Regions from separate parts of the Homo sapiens genome. Here region 1 is linked to region 2. Evidence: read pairs that join two places in POLR2A ChIA-PET (ENCODE). Cell type or tissue: Panc1. All regions are shown on one strand.

Region 1 (8,000 bases), 120 kb after region 2:
CAGGCCTCCGTGCTGTCCCCACTGCCACCTGTTCCCCCAGGCTAGAGTGACATCACATGTGTTGGGCCCTGCAGGGAAGGCTTACCTTCTCTAGGAAGCCTTATGTGTATCATCTCACTCCATCCTCTTTCTCCTTTATGAGTCCTCTTTGCCTTTTGTTCTCACGATGCACTTTCTACTCCTAGTTATTTTTTAGGGGATCCTTGTGTCTCACTACCAAATACTTTGTTGTCAGCTCCTGGGGCTCTTGAGGTTGTGACCTCCCTGGCAGTTGTATGAGCTCTGCAACAGTGGCTGCTGGGGCTGGTGCCAGCATCAAGAAGGCTCTGACTACCCATTTTTTTTTGGCGGGGGGTGGGGGGTGGGGACGGAGTCTTGCCCTGTTGCCCAGGCTGGAGTGCATTGGCACAGTCTTGGCTCACTGCAGCCTCTGCCTCCCAGGTTCACGCAATTCTCCTGTCTCGGCCTCCTGAGTAGTTGGGATTACAGGACCCACCACCAAGCCTGGTTAATTTTATGTATTTTTAGTAGAGACGGGATTTCACCATGTTGGCCAGGCTGGTCTTGAACTTCTGACCTCAGGTGATCCACCTGCCTCGGCCTCCCAAAGTGCTGGGATTACAGGTGTGAGCCACTGTGCCCCACCCCTGACTACCCCTTTGTTGGCTGGGGATCTTGGCTGTCCCCAGGGCCTTGCCCTGCTGTGGGAGTTGGAGCAGCAGATAGATACTCAGGCTTGGGTGGGAGGCCAGGCATTTTTCACTAGGGCCTCTGCTTTGCAGACAGATCTTGGAGCTGCCCTGGAAGGAGGAAACTTTCTTGGTGTTGCAGTCACTCCTAGAGCGGCAGGTGAGCAGGCTGCCCTGGGGAAGAGTGGACAAAGAAGTGCTGCAGTCCTTGGAAGCACACGGGGTTCCTGGGTTTCTGAGTCCTTCAGTGCATGGAGGGTCAAGCAGGACAGCTGCCCTACAGCAGCTGCCTGAGACAGTGGGAGAGCCCTGGGCCATGCAAAGCTGGTAGCAGAGAGCTGAGCACATGGTCACTTCAGCTCCACCTCTTACCAGCTGGGGGGGCCTTGGGGGTGGGATTTTTGATGTGTGTGTGTGAATTTAATTTTATTTTTGAATAGGTAATAGATTCATATGTTCACAAATTTTTTTTTTTTTTTAGATAGAGTCTGGCTTTGTTGCCCAGGCCGAAGTGCAGTGGCACAATCTTGGCTCACTGCAACCTCTGCCTACTGGGTTCAAGCAATTCTTGTGCCTCAGCCACCCAAATAACTGGGATTACAGGCGTGCGCCACCACGCTGGCTAATTTTTGTATTTTTAGTAGAGATAGGGTTTTGCCATGACCTGAGGCCAGAACTCCTGTGGCCTCAGCCACCCAAGTAACTGGGATTACAGGCGTGCGCCACCACACCGGCTAATTTTTGTATTTTTAGTAGAGACAGGGTTTCACCATGACTTGAGGCCAGAACTTCTGGGCTCAAGTGATCTGCCCTCCTTGACCTCCCAAAGGGCTGGGATTAAAAGCGTGAGCCACCACGCCCAGCCCATATGTTCACAATTTTAAAAGCTCAAAAGGATACAGTGAAAAATATTCCCCTTACTTCTCTTCCCTAACCATCCAGATTTCCCTCCTTAGGGCTAACCAGTATTACCAGTTTCAGGGGAATCCGCCCCCCTCCAGAGATACCATCTATATGTGGAAACATGTCTACTCTTACTTTCCCTCCTACTTTTTTGGAAATTGCAACACACCAAACTCAGTGCCCTGTAGGTTGCTTTTTTTACTTCACAGTATATTTTGGTGATTTTTTTCATATCAGTACCTGAAATTCTGCCTCATTTGTTTATATCTTAGATAACTGACCTAACTTCTTTTTTTTTTTTTTTGAGATGGAGTCTCGCTCTGTTGCCCAGGCTGGAGTGCAGTGGTGCGATCTCAGCTCACTGCAAGCTCTGCCTCCCGGGTTCACGCCATTCTCCTGCCTCAGCCTCCCGAGTAGCTGGGACTACAGGCGCCCACCACCACACCCGGCTAATCTTTTGTATTTTTAGTAGAGATGGGGTTTCACCATGTTAGCCAGGATGGTCTCTATCTCCTGACCTCGTGATCCACCGGCCTCGGCCTTCCAAAGTGCTGGGATTACAGGCGTGAGCCACCGTGCCCAGCCCTGACCTAACTTCTTTATGCCTGTGGTTTCCTCATCTACAAAAGGGGAGATATAATATTAATAGCACCTACCATATAAGACTGGAGTGAGGTTTAAATGAGATAATTGGTGTAAAGTAGTCAGAATGGTACCTGATGCACAGTGTTTATTAAATAATAATAATAATTATTATTTTTTTTGAGACGGAGTCTCACTCTATCACCCAGGCTGGAGTGCAGTGGCATAATCTCGGCTCACTGCAACCTCTACCTCCTGGGTTCAAGTGATTCTCCAGCCTCAGCCCCCTGAGTAGCTGGGATTACAGGCACGCACCACCACGCCCGGCTAATTTTTGTATTTTTAATAGAGACGGATTTCACCATGTTGGCCAGGCTGGTCTGGAACTCCTGACCTCAGGCGATCCACCCGCCTTGGCCTCTCAAAGTGCTGGGATTACAGGCATGAGCCACCGTGCCTAGCATAAATTATTATTATAAAGAGACAGGTGATTAAGGTGGCAGTGTCTCTTGGGCCCTGGGTCCTTTATATCTTTAACCACTGAACCAGATGAGGGATCCTTGGCTTCCCCTTGGTCCTAATCTGAGCCTTTGCAATGGTAGCCACCATTTTCTGAGACCTGTGTGTCTTATGTGCATTATCTCATTTAATCCTTTTCACAGTCTTCCGTTAGATATCCTGAGCCTCATTTTATAGATATGGAAATGGAGGTTTAGGTTGGTTAAGTTACCTGCCCAGGGTCACCTAGCTAGGAAGTGGTGGAGTTGGGAATTGAATCCAGGACTGGCTGAATGAAGAGCCCAAGCCTTTCTTGTGATTACTGCTCCATCTCCCAATGTGTGCAGGTGGAGATGACCCCTGAGAAGTTCAGTGTCTTAATGGAGAAGCTCTGTAAAAAGGGGCTGGCAGCCACCACCTCCATGGCCTATGCCAAGCTCATGCTGACAGTGATGACCAAGTATCAGGCTAACGTGAGTATTGATAGGGCCTTGGGGCTGGTCCTGCTGGCAGGGCTGCCCTGGGCCTGCCACAAGGGTGTATGAATATGTATGTCAGGGATAAAACCCTGAGTGCTGGCCAGGCACGGTGGCTCACGCCTGTAATCTCAGCACTTTGGGAGGCCGAGGCAGGCGGATCATGAGGTCAGGAGTTCAAGACCAGCCTGGCCAACATGGTAAAACCTCATCTCTACTAAAAATACAAAAATTAACTAGGTGTGGTGGTGCACGCCTATAATCCTAGTTACAAGGGAGGCTGAGGCAGGAGAATTGCTTGAAGCTGGGAGGTGGAGGTTGCAGTGAGCTGAGATCATGCTACTGCATTCTAGCCTGGGCAGCATAGTGAGACTCCATCTCAAAAACAAAAACAAAAACAAAAAACAAACCCTGAGTGCTAGCCAGAGAAACAACAAGTTCAAGCCCAGGACTGGGGAATGAGACTGCTTAGGAGTTCATTCATCCAGCCAACACTTCTTTAGGCCAGATGCTGTGTGGGGCACTGGGAAATCAACAGCGACCATAATGCAATCCCTGCCCTTGAGTTGACCCCGTCACCTAACCCCAGGCTAGTGAGAGGGGAGAAATAAAATAAACAGATAACAGATATTAGAAGTAAGATCTGGTAGGAGCCAGGTGAGAGGTGTGCAAAGGGCATTTGGTGGCAAAAGAAGAGGAGCAAGTGAGCTTTGTTTGTGGTTGGGAATTGGGACGGGCTTCCTGACTTTTTTTTTTTTTTTTGAGTCGGAGTCTCGCACTGTTGCCCAGGCTGGAATGCAATGGCATGATCTCGGCTCACTGCAACCTCTGCCTCCTAGGTTCAAGCGATTCTCCTGCCTCAGCCTCCCGAGTAGCTGGGATTACCTGCCACCACGCCTGGCTAATTTTTTGTATATTTTGTATTTTTAGTAGAGACGGGGTTTCACTATGTTGGCCAGGCTGGTCTTGAACTCCTGACCTTGTGATCAGCCCGCCTCGGCCTCCAAAAGTGCTGGGATTACAGGCGTGAGCTGTCGTGCCCAGACTTCCTGACTCTTAAAAGGTGAATGGTAGTCAAGAGCCAGAGATGAGAGGAAGGGCATTTCAGGAAAAAGATACAGTGTGAGCAGTGAGTGTCTGAGGGGATCTGCAAGTAGTTCATTGTGGATGGAGCCTAAAAATGTGAGAATGGATGGTGGTGGGGGATAAGATTAGAGAGCTAAAGTACTAAGAGCTATTATTTCTACAGTACCTGCCATGTCTCAGTCATGGTTCTTTTATTAAATTTAATTTTTCAAAAATAGAGACAGGGTCTTCTTTTTTTTTTTTTTTTTTTTTTGAGACAGAGTCTCACTCTGTTGCCCAGGCTAGAGTGCAGTGGCGCATCTCGGCTCACTGCAAGCTCCGCCTCCCGGGTTCACGCCATTCTCCTGCCTCAGCCTCCTGAGTAGCTGGGACTACAGGCGCGCGCCACCATGCCCGGCTAATTTTTTGTATTTTTAGTAGAGATGGGGTTTCACCCTGTTAGCCAGGATGGTCTCGATCTCCTGACCTTGTGATCTGTCCGCCTTGGCCTCCCAAAGTGCTGGGATTACAGGTGTGAGCCACCGTGCCCGGCCGAGACAGGGTCTTCTTATGTTGCCCAGGCTGGCCTCAAACTCCTAGGCTCAAGCAATCCTCCCATCTTGGCCTCCCAAAGTGCTGGGATTACAGGCTTGAGCCACCACACCCAGCCTCAGGCGTGGCTCTAAGCCCTTTACATATATGAACTTGCTAGTTTATTCCATGTGTCAGCCCTGTGAGAGATATTCTTTTTTTTTTTTTTTTTTTTTTGAGATGGAGTCTCGCTCTGTCGCCCAGGCTGGAGTGCAGTGCTGCGATCTCGGCTCACTGCAAGCTCCGCCTCCTGGGTTCACGCCATTCTCCTGCCTCAGCCTCCCGAGTAGCTGGGACTACAGGCGCCTGCCAGCACGCATGGCTAATTTTTTTTGTATTTTTAGTAGAGACGGGGTTTCACTGTGTTAGCCAGGATGGTCTCGATCTCCTGACCTTGTGATCCACCCTCCTCAGCCTCCCAAAGTGCTGGGATTACAGGTGTGAGCCACCGCGCCTGGCCTGAGAGATATTCTTATTATTCCGTTTCATAGATCAGAAAATTGAGACTCACACAGGTTAAAGTAACTTGCCCAAGGTCACACTGCCAGGACTAGTAGCATTTTTTCTGTACGTCATGGTGAGGAGCTGTATATATGTATGTATGTATGTATGTTTTGAGAGACAGAGTCTTGGTCTGTTGCCCAGGCTGGAGTGCAGTGGCGCGATCTTGGCTCACTGCAACCTCCGCCTCCTGGGTTCAAGTGATTCCCCTGCCTCAGCTTCCCAAGTAGCTGGGAATACAGGTGTGCGCCACCACGCCCAGCTAGTTTTTGTATTTTTTAGTAGAGATGGGGTTTCACAATATGTTGGCCAGGCTGGTCTCCAATGCCTGACCTCACATGATCCACCTGCCTCGGCCTCCCAAAGTGCTGGGATTACAGGCATGAACCATGGTGCCCAGCCAGGAGCTTTATTTTTAACTTTATCTTGAAAGTCAGGTATTCTGGGCTATTGCCTTTGTACCCTTATGTCGGGGGTGTTACAGGCCCATTTGATGATTTGATGTAGACCCTCCCAGAAAGATGGAAGTATGAACATGCTTCTGTTGCACAGTTTCAGGGGAGCTCCTGAATCCTCTGGAGATCTAGGCAGAAGGACCTCCAATGTGAGGCATCAGGAGTCATTCAAGGGCCTTCAACCTGGGAGTAACTTCATCAGATCTGTACTATTAAGAAGCATCTGGCTTCTGTGAGGAGTGGGATTGGAGGGTGAAGATACAGGGCCTGAGACCTGTCAGGAGGTTGTAGCAACAGGGCAGAAAGAGAAAGTGTGATCCAAAAGGAAGGTAGCTGTCACAGTAGAGTGTCTGTGAACCTCAGTTTTCTCCTCTGTAAAATGGGAGGGTCTTGAGGATTATATACAGCAATGCATATATATGATGTATATGTATGTTTGTATATGGATTGATGCATATAAAGTGCTGCCACATAGTAAACACACAATGATTGTCAACTGTTACTAATGTGGCCGGCTTAGTAAATTGTGCAGCTAGTATTTGGCTCCAGGTCTACCTCGTTAACCATGGTGAAATAATGAGATTAGATTGCTCAGGAGTCTCCTCCTCTTTCCATCCTCCTGGCCTCCTCTCTCCTCAATAGAGCCCCTGGGGTAGTCGGGAGACGGGAGGGATCAGTTGCTGGAGTCCTGACATGATTTTTCCTTCTCCCCAGATCACTGAGACCCAGAGGCTGGGCCTGGCTATGGCCCTAGAACCTAACACCACCTTCCTGAGGAAGTCCCTGAAGGCCGCCTTGAAACATTTGGGCCCCTGACCATCCACCAAGGGACCACCCTCTTGGTGCTCCATCACCAGCTTCCTGAAGGGCATTTCTTTCTTCACCACCTTGTCTTGAGCCCTAGCCTGAGGATAAAGGCTGAGCCTGGCCATCCCAGATTGCAACTGCCTCCCTGTTACAGGCTGCATAGGGAATATTGGCTTCCCAGCCAGCAGGGAGGCTCCTGGGCTAAGGGAGCTCAGCTATATTTTCTTTTTCATTTCTTTTGTTTTTGAGAGAAGGTATTGCTCTGTCATCCAGGCTGGAGTGCAGTGATGCGATTGATCATGGCTCACTGTAACCTCTGCCTCCCAGGCTCGATCCTCCCATGTCAGCCTCCCAAGTAGCTGGGACTACATGCACATGACACTATGCCCAGCTAATTTTTTATTTTGTAGATAATATGCTGGTCAGGGCTGGTCTTGAACTCCTGAGCTCAAGTGATCTTCCTGCCTTGGCACCCAAAGTGTTGAGATTTACAGGTGTGAGCCACCACACCAGGCCAGAGCTATATTTCCAAAGGCTGCTGGCCCCAGGCACACTCCTCATCAATTCTCAGGCTGCAGGGACAAACTTTCCGATAGGGCTCAGTAGGATCAAGCCGACCCAGAGTGGGCATGGGATGCTCCAGGAGGTCTGGGGTACCAGTGGGCTCAGATGAAGCTCTTGTGCTCATGTATATTATGACCTTCTGTGTTTTTGTTTCTGACTTGAATAATTTATCAATGGTGTTGAATAAAAGCAAGTTCAATAATGTCTTTTTCTTTTTTTTTTTTCGAGTCTGAGTCTCGCACTGTCGCCCAGGCTGGAATGCAATGGCATGATCTCGGCTCACTGCAACCTCTGCCTCCCCAGTTCAAGCGATTCTCCTGCCTCAGCCTCTTGAGTAGCTGGGATTACAGGCGCATGCCACCATGACCCGCTCATTTTTGTATTTTTAGTAGAGACGAGGCTGGTCTCAAACTCCTGACCTCAGGTGATCCGCCTGCCTCCCAAAGTGCTGGGATTACAGGCGTGAGCCACCACGCCTGGCCAATGTCTTATTAGAAGCAGTACCTTCCTTCCCATGAATTCTGGGTATTGAGCCCATCCGCACCCCCTCCACTTCCCTGCTCAATGACAAGGAACATCTTTTTCCTGGTGAGGGGAAGGGTGTAGGGTATCTTATTCACCCTCTGAGGGCCAAATAATGTGTAATACCACCCACCCCATCCTATAGGAGCTGCCCCCACCAGGCAGGGGGGTAGGTGAGAATGGGCATCTTAAAGGTGGGAGTGACTCAGTCTGGAGTTCGGGAAGGGTTTTGGGCAGATGAATCCGAGGAGAGATCTGAAGGGCTCTGGGGGTTACTGTGGCTAAGAGGATGAGACCCATTGGACAGAGGAAAGAGCAGAGAAGACACCTTATGGGTGTGCAGTGCT
Region 2 (8,000 bases):
TGGCGCATGCCTGTAATCCCAGCTACTTGGGAGGTTGAGGCAGGATAATCGCTTGAACCCGGGAGGCGGAGGTTGCAGCGGGCTGAGATTGCGCAACTGCACTCCAGCAGGGGCGACAGAGTGAAACTGTGTCTCAAAAAAAAAAAAAAAAAAAAAAATCACTCATCCAGATAGCTAGGTGTGGCCTAAGGAGCTTGCGGCCTACGGAAGGTGTGGCCGAAGGAGAGGGGAGGGGTCATCTTTAATGATGATGGAGGGGAGGCATTGGTCATATACCTGAGAGTCAAGCTTTGTTCATCGTCAGATGAAAGCCAACTTCTTCCACCAGATTGCCTCCCAGCTGCTAGGTAGTTTCCTGTGGTACATCTTAAGCGGTAGGTTGGGATAATAGGTCCCTTCCAGGTCTTAAAGATGTGGATTAATAAGAACAGAATTTTCTACAACAATAAGGAGGATGTCCCCTATTTTAGGTGAATAAGCGTATTGCATAAGCACATGGGAAGAAAGGTTAAGAACTCTAAGACCGTAAATTTCCAGTTGTAGAAGCCTCTTGAAGGCGGAAAGCCCTTTTTTGAAAATTATAGGCGATATGATCTCCTCCAGTGGACCTAGCACTGGGTTAAGAGTCTCTCCAGACTTGTCACTGCAAGTCACGTACCTTTTCTAGGACTAAGTTTCTTCACTGGAAGATGAGGAGGTTGCACTAGATGACCTAGAAATTCCCTTCCAGCTTTAAATTCCCTCTTGTGTCACTTGCTGGACTTGTTCTACTGGACCTGGCGCTCCCCTGCTCCTCCCTTAGCTGCTACGTCCGCATCCCGCACCAGAGGGCGCCACAGGCTGGCCCGGGGCAGCGTGCGGTGGGCGGAGAGGCAGAATTAGGGGAGTCTCCAGGAGGCGTGGTGATTGGCCGCCGCCGGGCGGAAGGGGGCGTGGGGAGGGAAAGGCCGAGCAGCGCGGTGACGTCTCGCTGGCGGGGGCGGGGCCGGGCCGCGGAGCGTGTGACGCTGCGGCCGCCGCGGACCTGGGGATTAATGGGAAAAGTTTTGGCAGGAGCGGGAGAATTCTGCGGAGCCTGCGGGACGGCGGCGGTGGCGCCGTAGGCAGCCGGGACAGGTCAGTCCGAGACGAGAGAAGCGGTCAGGCAAGTGGCGGAGGGAAGCGCCGGGCCTGGGCCGAGGCGGCCAGCGGGACTGGGGCGCAAGGCCCGGCGGCGGGGAACGGGGTGCGGGGAGCTGCCGGGGTCCGCGGACAGCGTCACGGCGGCTTCCTGATGCTCCGGCCCGCTCCGGTCAGCCGTCGTGCGTTGCCATGTAGGCGCCCCGCTGACCCTGCGCCCCCCCGCCCTTGGACCCCCATAGCTGCTTGAGTGAGTCCGAAATACGGGCCTCCTTCCACCCTACTCTTTGCCCCCTCTTGGGCCTGGTGGCTTCGTCTTCTCCCACTTGTGAGAACCCCGTCTCAGGCCCGGGGGCCTCTCCCATTCCCCTCCCCTGCCTCTGACCTCTTCCTTCACCCGTTTCTGGTGTTCCTGAATCCACTGCCCTATCTAGCGAGAGTCTTCTCTGGGATCTTTTCCTCTGTCCCCCTCGTTATCCTTGTCTCCTGCCTTCATCCTCCCATCCTTGCTCTCTCAGGCTTTACTCTCTCTCCCCATCCCTGTCCCCTTCTTATCTGTGGTCTGATCCCTCCTAGTATTATGGGTCCCCATCCTCTTCCCCAGGGTGTTCCTAGGCTTTTTCCAACTCCGTGCCTGCAGTCCCTGTCTCCCTAAGACTCTCACCTTGGTTCCCTGAGAGGCCCTGTTTTTGCTCCTTTTTCCGATTTCCTTCGTATCAATTCTGTCCCCTACATTCCTGTCGCCCACCTCCTTTTCTCTCCCTGTTCCTTTCCCCTGCTTCAGGGAGAAGCCTTAGCTCCACACTCTACTCTACTTTCACTTGACCTGCAGTTGACATAACCATGGGGTGGGGGTGGAGGTGTTCAGACCTTGATCGAATTAAGAGGCTGATTGACTAAAGGAAATAACAGATTGTGTGGGAGAATGTACGTGGGTGTTGCATCAGAGATGATGTCCAATTTGTAGGCCATTCTTCTTATCTCAGCTTTAATACTTCCCCTTTATGGGGCTGTTGACTTCCAGGAACCCTTGGGGGAGACGGCGCTGAGCTGGATGTGTGCCACGGGTAGCCGGAGGCTTTGTCCAATTCTTTTCCCCTTCCAGGAACCGGGGTTTTGTGTCTTTCCACTCTGGATGTGTGGAATACACTTATACCATGATACCCCAGCCTCTCTCTGCCCTCACTCCCACCCTCCACCCTGTGCTCCATCCGAAAGGACTAAGAGAATTCTCCAGAAGCTGTGCTCCAGAAAATACTTGTGGTCCTCAACCTTTTTTCTGTGTACTGGCTCCAGAACTTTTTTTTTTCCCGTTTGAGTTTTGAAATAGATTGCTGGCCTGATAGCCCTGGGGCTGGCGGGCATCTGTCCCCTTTTATTATTGGTGGCTTGAAACAGCTGCTGATTTTCTCTCATATCTCTTTGACAATCTTTGGCCAACTGAATGTGCCTCTGATGTTGGTCACTGAACATGTTCTCTTGGAGTCTCTTCTCCCTCTTTTTTCTTTGTTCTTTTCTGAATCTAGGGAATCCAAATTGTCCCTCTTTTTCCCTGGGAGCTTAATTTCCTCTGTATCCAGGAGGAACGGCAATCCCAGAGCTCTGTTCCCTTTGCCCAGGCATAGTATGAGGTATCAGATTGATAACTACCCTGGTGGGCTGTGGGGCTGCAGTAGTTAGACCTTGTCAGGAACTTGAGCAGACACATCTGCTTCCAGTCACATAGATCATCTTCTCTGGGGCTTGAGAGCCCACCACCTTCCATGTGTGTCTGGATGTTTAACCTTACCAAGCAGAAGATTCTCGTCATATCCTTCAGTTTGAGCTCCTTTATTTGGCGTTGGTTCTCTAAAGAAGTATTCAAGAAATAACATATCCTTTGTTTCTACCCAGTCTGATCTTGGAGGATTCTGAAAGCGTGACCCACTCTCATGTTTAGAAATGAAGGCTCATTGTTTCACCTGGCCCCAGGTTTCTAGGGGCTCCTCTTTTGATGATTGTGCTGTCTTTGAGCCAGATTGGACATGGGAGTTGGCAACCTTTAGGAGCTGCGGTGGAGAGCCAAAGGAACCAGCTTGACCAGACTTTAAAGTTTTGTAATCCTCTTGTACACTGTTTTCTGTGAAAGCAATAGGATTGTGGATGGCCTGTTGTTGAGCCAGTCCCTTCTCCACTGACCCCCAGACCCCCTTTGCAGCACTTGCAAAGATTTGGGTAGACTGGACCAGAGGGTTTTCCTTGTTCCTGTGAATAGCATCTCTCCAGGGTTTTAGTGGATCATTCTAAAGAGGTAGAGGTCAAGTGTTGGACAGATTTTTAGTCTAGTCTCTGGCTTTCAAGGACTCCTCCTTACTCTTTTGAGCAGTTTGTTACTTCTGGCCGTGCTTACCCCTTAGTAGTGCTCTCTGCTGTGGTGGCAGGTGAGAGATTTGAGAACAGGTCAAGGCCAGTCCTTGTGGAGCAGCTTGGGCACCAGCAGCCCTAGATGGATAGCTTCTTGCAGTTTGTCCACTCTCATTTTCTGAGAAGGTAGTCATGATTGTCAATTACCAAATTCCTTCCCCATTCAGTGATTTTTGCAGAGTCTGGGTCTGGATTTTCTTTCCTTCTTTCTTTTCTGACACAAGGTTTTGTTCTATTGCCCAGGCTGGAGTGCAGTGGTGCTATCATAGTGCACTGTAACCTCGAACTCCTGGGCTCAAGGGATCTTCCTGCTTCAGCCTCCAGAGTAGCGGGGACTACAGGTGCACACCACCACACTCAGCTAATTAAAAAACAATTTTTTTGTAAAGACAGGCTCTCACAATGTCTCGAACTCCTGGCCTCAAGCAGTCCTCCTCACCTTGGCCTCTCAGAGCACTGAGATTACACTGACTGCTCGTTCAGGTGCCTTTCTCCTTGCCTCTTCACCATGGCCTTCTTGTGTGATATATGCCTTAACCCATTCAGGAAGAATTGCTCCTACTCAGCCTTTCAACCCGACCTGTGGTCCCTTAGACGCCTTCCCTTAGGGCCTGGTAAGAGGATAGACAGTGTAGAGCACTAGCCTGGGAAGCCATTAGGCCTCTGCTTTGGGCCTACAGCTGTCCTGACTGTTGTGCAAGCTGTCTTCAGGGCCTGCAGATTCTGGCACATCCTGGGATAGTGCAGCTCCTCTCTCTCAGGAGTTGGACCTGTCACTTTTTTTTCGTTTTTTTTTTTTTTTTTTTTGAGATGGAGTCTCGCTCTGTCGCCCAGGCTGGAGTGCAGTGGTGCGATCTTGGCTCACTGCAAGCTCCATCTCCCAGGTTCACGCCATTCTTCTGCCTCAGCCTCCTGAGTAGCTGGGACTACAGGCGCCCGCCACCACGCCTGGCTCATTTTTTTTTGTAGTTTTAGTAGAGACAGGGTTTCACCGTGTTAGTCGAGATGGTCTCGATTTCCTGACCTCGTGATCTGCCCGCCTCAGCCTCCCAAAGTGCTGGGATTACAGGCGTGAGCCACCACAACCAGCCTGGACCTGTCACTTCTAAGGGCTTCAGCTATATCCTGTCCCTGAGGCCCACCTCCCTGAGTGCTCTCTGCAGGCTGGGAAGCTGAACAGTGGTGCCTTGCTCCAGTGCCTCTGAAGGGCTTGGAAATTGCAGGACACAGCTTTACTGCTCAGCATTGCCCACACTGGAAACATTCTCTTCCTCCCTACCCAGGTCTCTGTGGGCTTTGTCCGTTCTGCCAGGCCCTTGCTTATATGATGTCAGAAGCCCTGTGCCCGGTGCCATTGTCAATGCCATGTCCCAGATTACCTAATGGCTGCTTCTTGGAGATGGTTTGGTGTCCATGCACATTTTTCTCTGCCGTTGGAGCCAGGGTGAGGAGCTGCTTGCAACAGCTGGATTCCAGGGTGTCAGAGGAGCCCTTGGAGCTTGCCTTGAGCCTGGCAGGGAGAACATGGCCCCTTGCATCAGGTTTCAGACATATGGGTCTTCTTCCTTGGCAGATGGCTCCTAGCCTTCATAACTCAGCAGGCTGGTGATTGGCATGTGACTCCAGTTCATTCTGCAGGGGCTTTGGTGAAGGCATCAACTATGACTCAGGACATCTTCATTTATGAGCTTCTACCCAGCTCCCTTCTTACCTTGCCTGCGCCTTCTGCGCCGACCTGATAAAATCAGCAAAGCCAGTGTCTGCTTACTTGGGAGTGAGCAGACTCCTTCCAGGATTGGGGAAATATTTGCTGACTCAGGCTCAGAATCACATCTCAGGGTGGTGTGTAAGGGACCGACGAGGAGCCAGATTACCTTAGGAACACTCTTTGAGTTACGGTGGGTATAACTTATTAGAGTTGCTTTGAGGGCCCCTGGCACCTGTCAGCTAAAGCTGTTGGGGTTTTTTCTATCCTGCAGTGTTGTACAGTGTTTTGGGCATGCACGTGATACTCACACAGTGGCTTCTGCTCACCAACAGATGAAGACAGATGCACCAACGAGGTAATCCCATTTTCTTTACTCAGGGGTCTCTGACCACCACTGACACAGGATCCAGATTTAAGATCCTGACCTTGAAGATGAAATAATTTCACTAGGGCTTATTCCCAGATTCCAGGTTCCTGTCACAGCATCTGGTACCAGTTGCTTATGCATAGTATAGGCATTTATTAAGTAATTATTGAAAGTCTATGGCTTACATAGTTTTTTCAGGAGCATGGAGATTCCCACCTTTGCGCCCATTAAAAGATAAACTCCACAGGGCAGGGAGTTGTTTTGCTGCCTGTTGTGTCTAGGATAGTGCCTGGCACAGAGGAGATAATGAATAAATTTTTGTTGAATGAGTAAATGAACGAACTTTCGTCTTTGCCTATATGGGTACCTAGGGTGCCAGGCCACAAAGATGGTGTCCATCATTCTCTCTTATTAGGGGGCAAATATATATATATATATATATTTTGTTTGTTTGTTTGTTTTTGAGACGAAGTCTTGCTCTTGTCCCCCAGACTGGAGTGCAATGGCGTGATCTTGGCTCACTGCCACCTCCTTCTCCTGGGTTCAAGTGCTTCTCCTGTCTCAGCCTCCCAAGTAGCTGGGATTATAGGCACCTGCCACCACGCCCGGCTAATTTTTGTATTTTTAGTAGAGATGGGGTTTCACCATGTTGGCCAGGCTGGTCTGGAACTCCTGACCTCAGGTGATCCGCCCGCCTCAGCCTCCCAAAGTGCTGGGATTACAGGCGTGAGCCACCGCACCTGGCCTTTTTTTTTTTTTTTTGAGATGGAGTTTCGCTCTTGTTGTCCAGGCTGGAGTGCAATGCCGTGATCTCGGCTCACTGCAACCTCCGCCTCTTAGGTTCAAGCGATTCTCCTACCTCAGCCTCCTGAGTAGCTGAGATTACAGGCATGCGCCACCACATCTGGCTAAATTTTGTATTTTTAGTAGAGACGGGGTTTCACCATGTTAGCCAGACTGGTCTCAAACTCCTGATGTCAGATGATCTACCCGCCTCAGCCTCCCAGAGTGCTGGGATTACAGATGTGAGCCACTGTGCCCAGCCGGGAACAAATATTTTTAAGTGCCAACTATGTGCCAGGCACTTGGGAAATGATAATAGTAAAAAACAGATCCAATCTCTGCCTCATGGGTCTGTGGTTTGCTGGTATATATGAGAGCTGGCCATAACACACAGAATTGTTTCTTCCATCTCTGCAGGGGTAGGAGGTTCTCACCAAGAGTCTGAACAATGCTCTGGGTTCCCATTGCTGTTTCCATGTTCTCAGGATGCCTGGCAGGTTTTATAAACTCTCAGAAGTGGAGCTCCAGGGAATACAATGTTCATTGTCCTATTTGGAAGGCTGGGTTGTTGTGGGTCCCTGCTGGGGGCCGGGGAAACGTGGGCCTCCTGCCTGATTTGTTTTAATCTCTGAAGTTCAGTGGTTCCAGTAGCTGTTTGTGGGCTTCACTTCCCCTTCTCTGCCTTTAACACCCTGCAGGTTTTCCTGTTGTCAGACAGGGTGGTGAGTCCCTGTGTCTCTCTGTCTGTGGGGGTCAGGTTGTTTGTAGATCTTTCAGGAAGGTCCTGGGTGGGGGGCCCTCCTGCTTTCAAACCCATACCAAGTGCTTTCCTCTGAAGGGAATGTGAGGGAGGAAGAAGGGGGGAGTTTCAGAGACTTCTGAGGTTCCCCAAGAGGGAAGAGGTCAAAGTACCTCCTGAGCGGGGAGAGCTACTGAGTTGAACTGATTTGCTTTGCCATTTGCTTTAGCAGCAGCCAGGCCCAGTGGCAGCAATTGTACGTGCATTTCCAGGGGTCAGTTGTCCAGTTCATCCCTGAGCCTTGAGCTCCCAGTCGCAGGTAGGAACTTCTCTTCTCCTTTCTTTTTTTTTTTTTTTTTGAGACGGAGTCTCGCTCTGTCACCCAGGCTGGAGTGCAGTGGCGCGATCTAGGCTCACTGCAAGCTCTGCCTCCTGGGTTCACACCATTCTCCTGCCTAAGCCTCCTGAGTAGCTGGGACTACAGGCGCCCGCCACCACGCCCGGCTAATTTTTTGTATTTTTAGTAGAGACGGGGTTTCACCGTGTTAGCCAAGATGGTCTCGATCTCCTGACCTCGTGATCCACCGGCCTCGGCCTCCCAAAGTGCTGGGATTACAGGCGTGAGCCACCGCGCCCGGCCTCTTCTTTCTTTCTTGATTGGGTACTGCTATATCACCTAGGACCAGGGGTGTGTCCAATCTTTTGGCATCCCTGGGCCACATTGGAAGAAGAATTATTATCTTGGGCTATACATAAAATACACTAACACTAACAATAGTGATGAGCTAAAAATAAAAATGGCAAAAGAATCTCATGTTTTAATAAAGTTTACGTATTTGCGTTGGGATGCATTCAGAGCTCTCCTGGGCTGCATGCAGTCA

What was found. ChIA-PET counts read pairs that join two places held together with the same protein. Peaks named below come from ENCODE experiments on the same cell type or tissue, not always from the same donor. Only the 100,000 strongest peaks of a DNase experiment are listed, where the experiment ranks them.
Region 1: POLR2A ChIA-PET joins it to region 2 with 10 read pairs; 25 of 35 experiments call an interaction of 5 or more read pairs at or near these places.

What each region holds. Positions count from the first base shown.
Region 1 is chr6:35,459,770-35,467,769 of GRCh38, forward strand. It overlaps FANCE (FA complementation group E), which reads left to right. Exons shown (of 10, transcript NM_021922.3): 8 at 783-849; 9 at 3,020-3,145; 10 at 6,475-7,333. The coding sequence ends at 6,576. Among named protein-coding and RNA genes, the nearest start is that of RPL10A, 4.6 kb to the right of the region's middle. In Panc1, no CTCF peak of the experiment used is centred here; no DNase peak of the experiment used is centred here; H3K4me3 peaks cover 178 bases; H3K27ac peaks cover 291 bases.
Region 2 is chr6:35,341,566-35,349,565 of GRCh38, forward strand. PPARD (peroxisome proliferator activated receptor delta) reads left to right here and starts at 993. Exons shown (of 8, transcript NM_006238.5): 1 at 993-1,116; 2 at 5,502-5,585. RefSeq lists silencers at 845-1,054, 1,235-1,374, 1,405-1,454 and an enhancer at 7,109-7,358. In Panc1, a CTCF peak has its summit at 835 (motif pointing right); a DNase peak (open chromatin) is centred at 936; H3K4me3 peaks cover 1,523 bases; H3K27ac peaks cover 1,190 bases.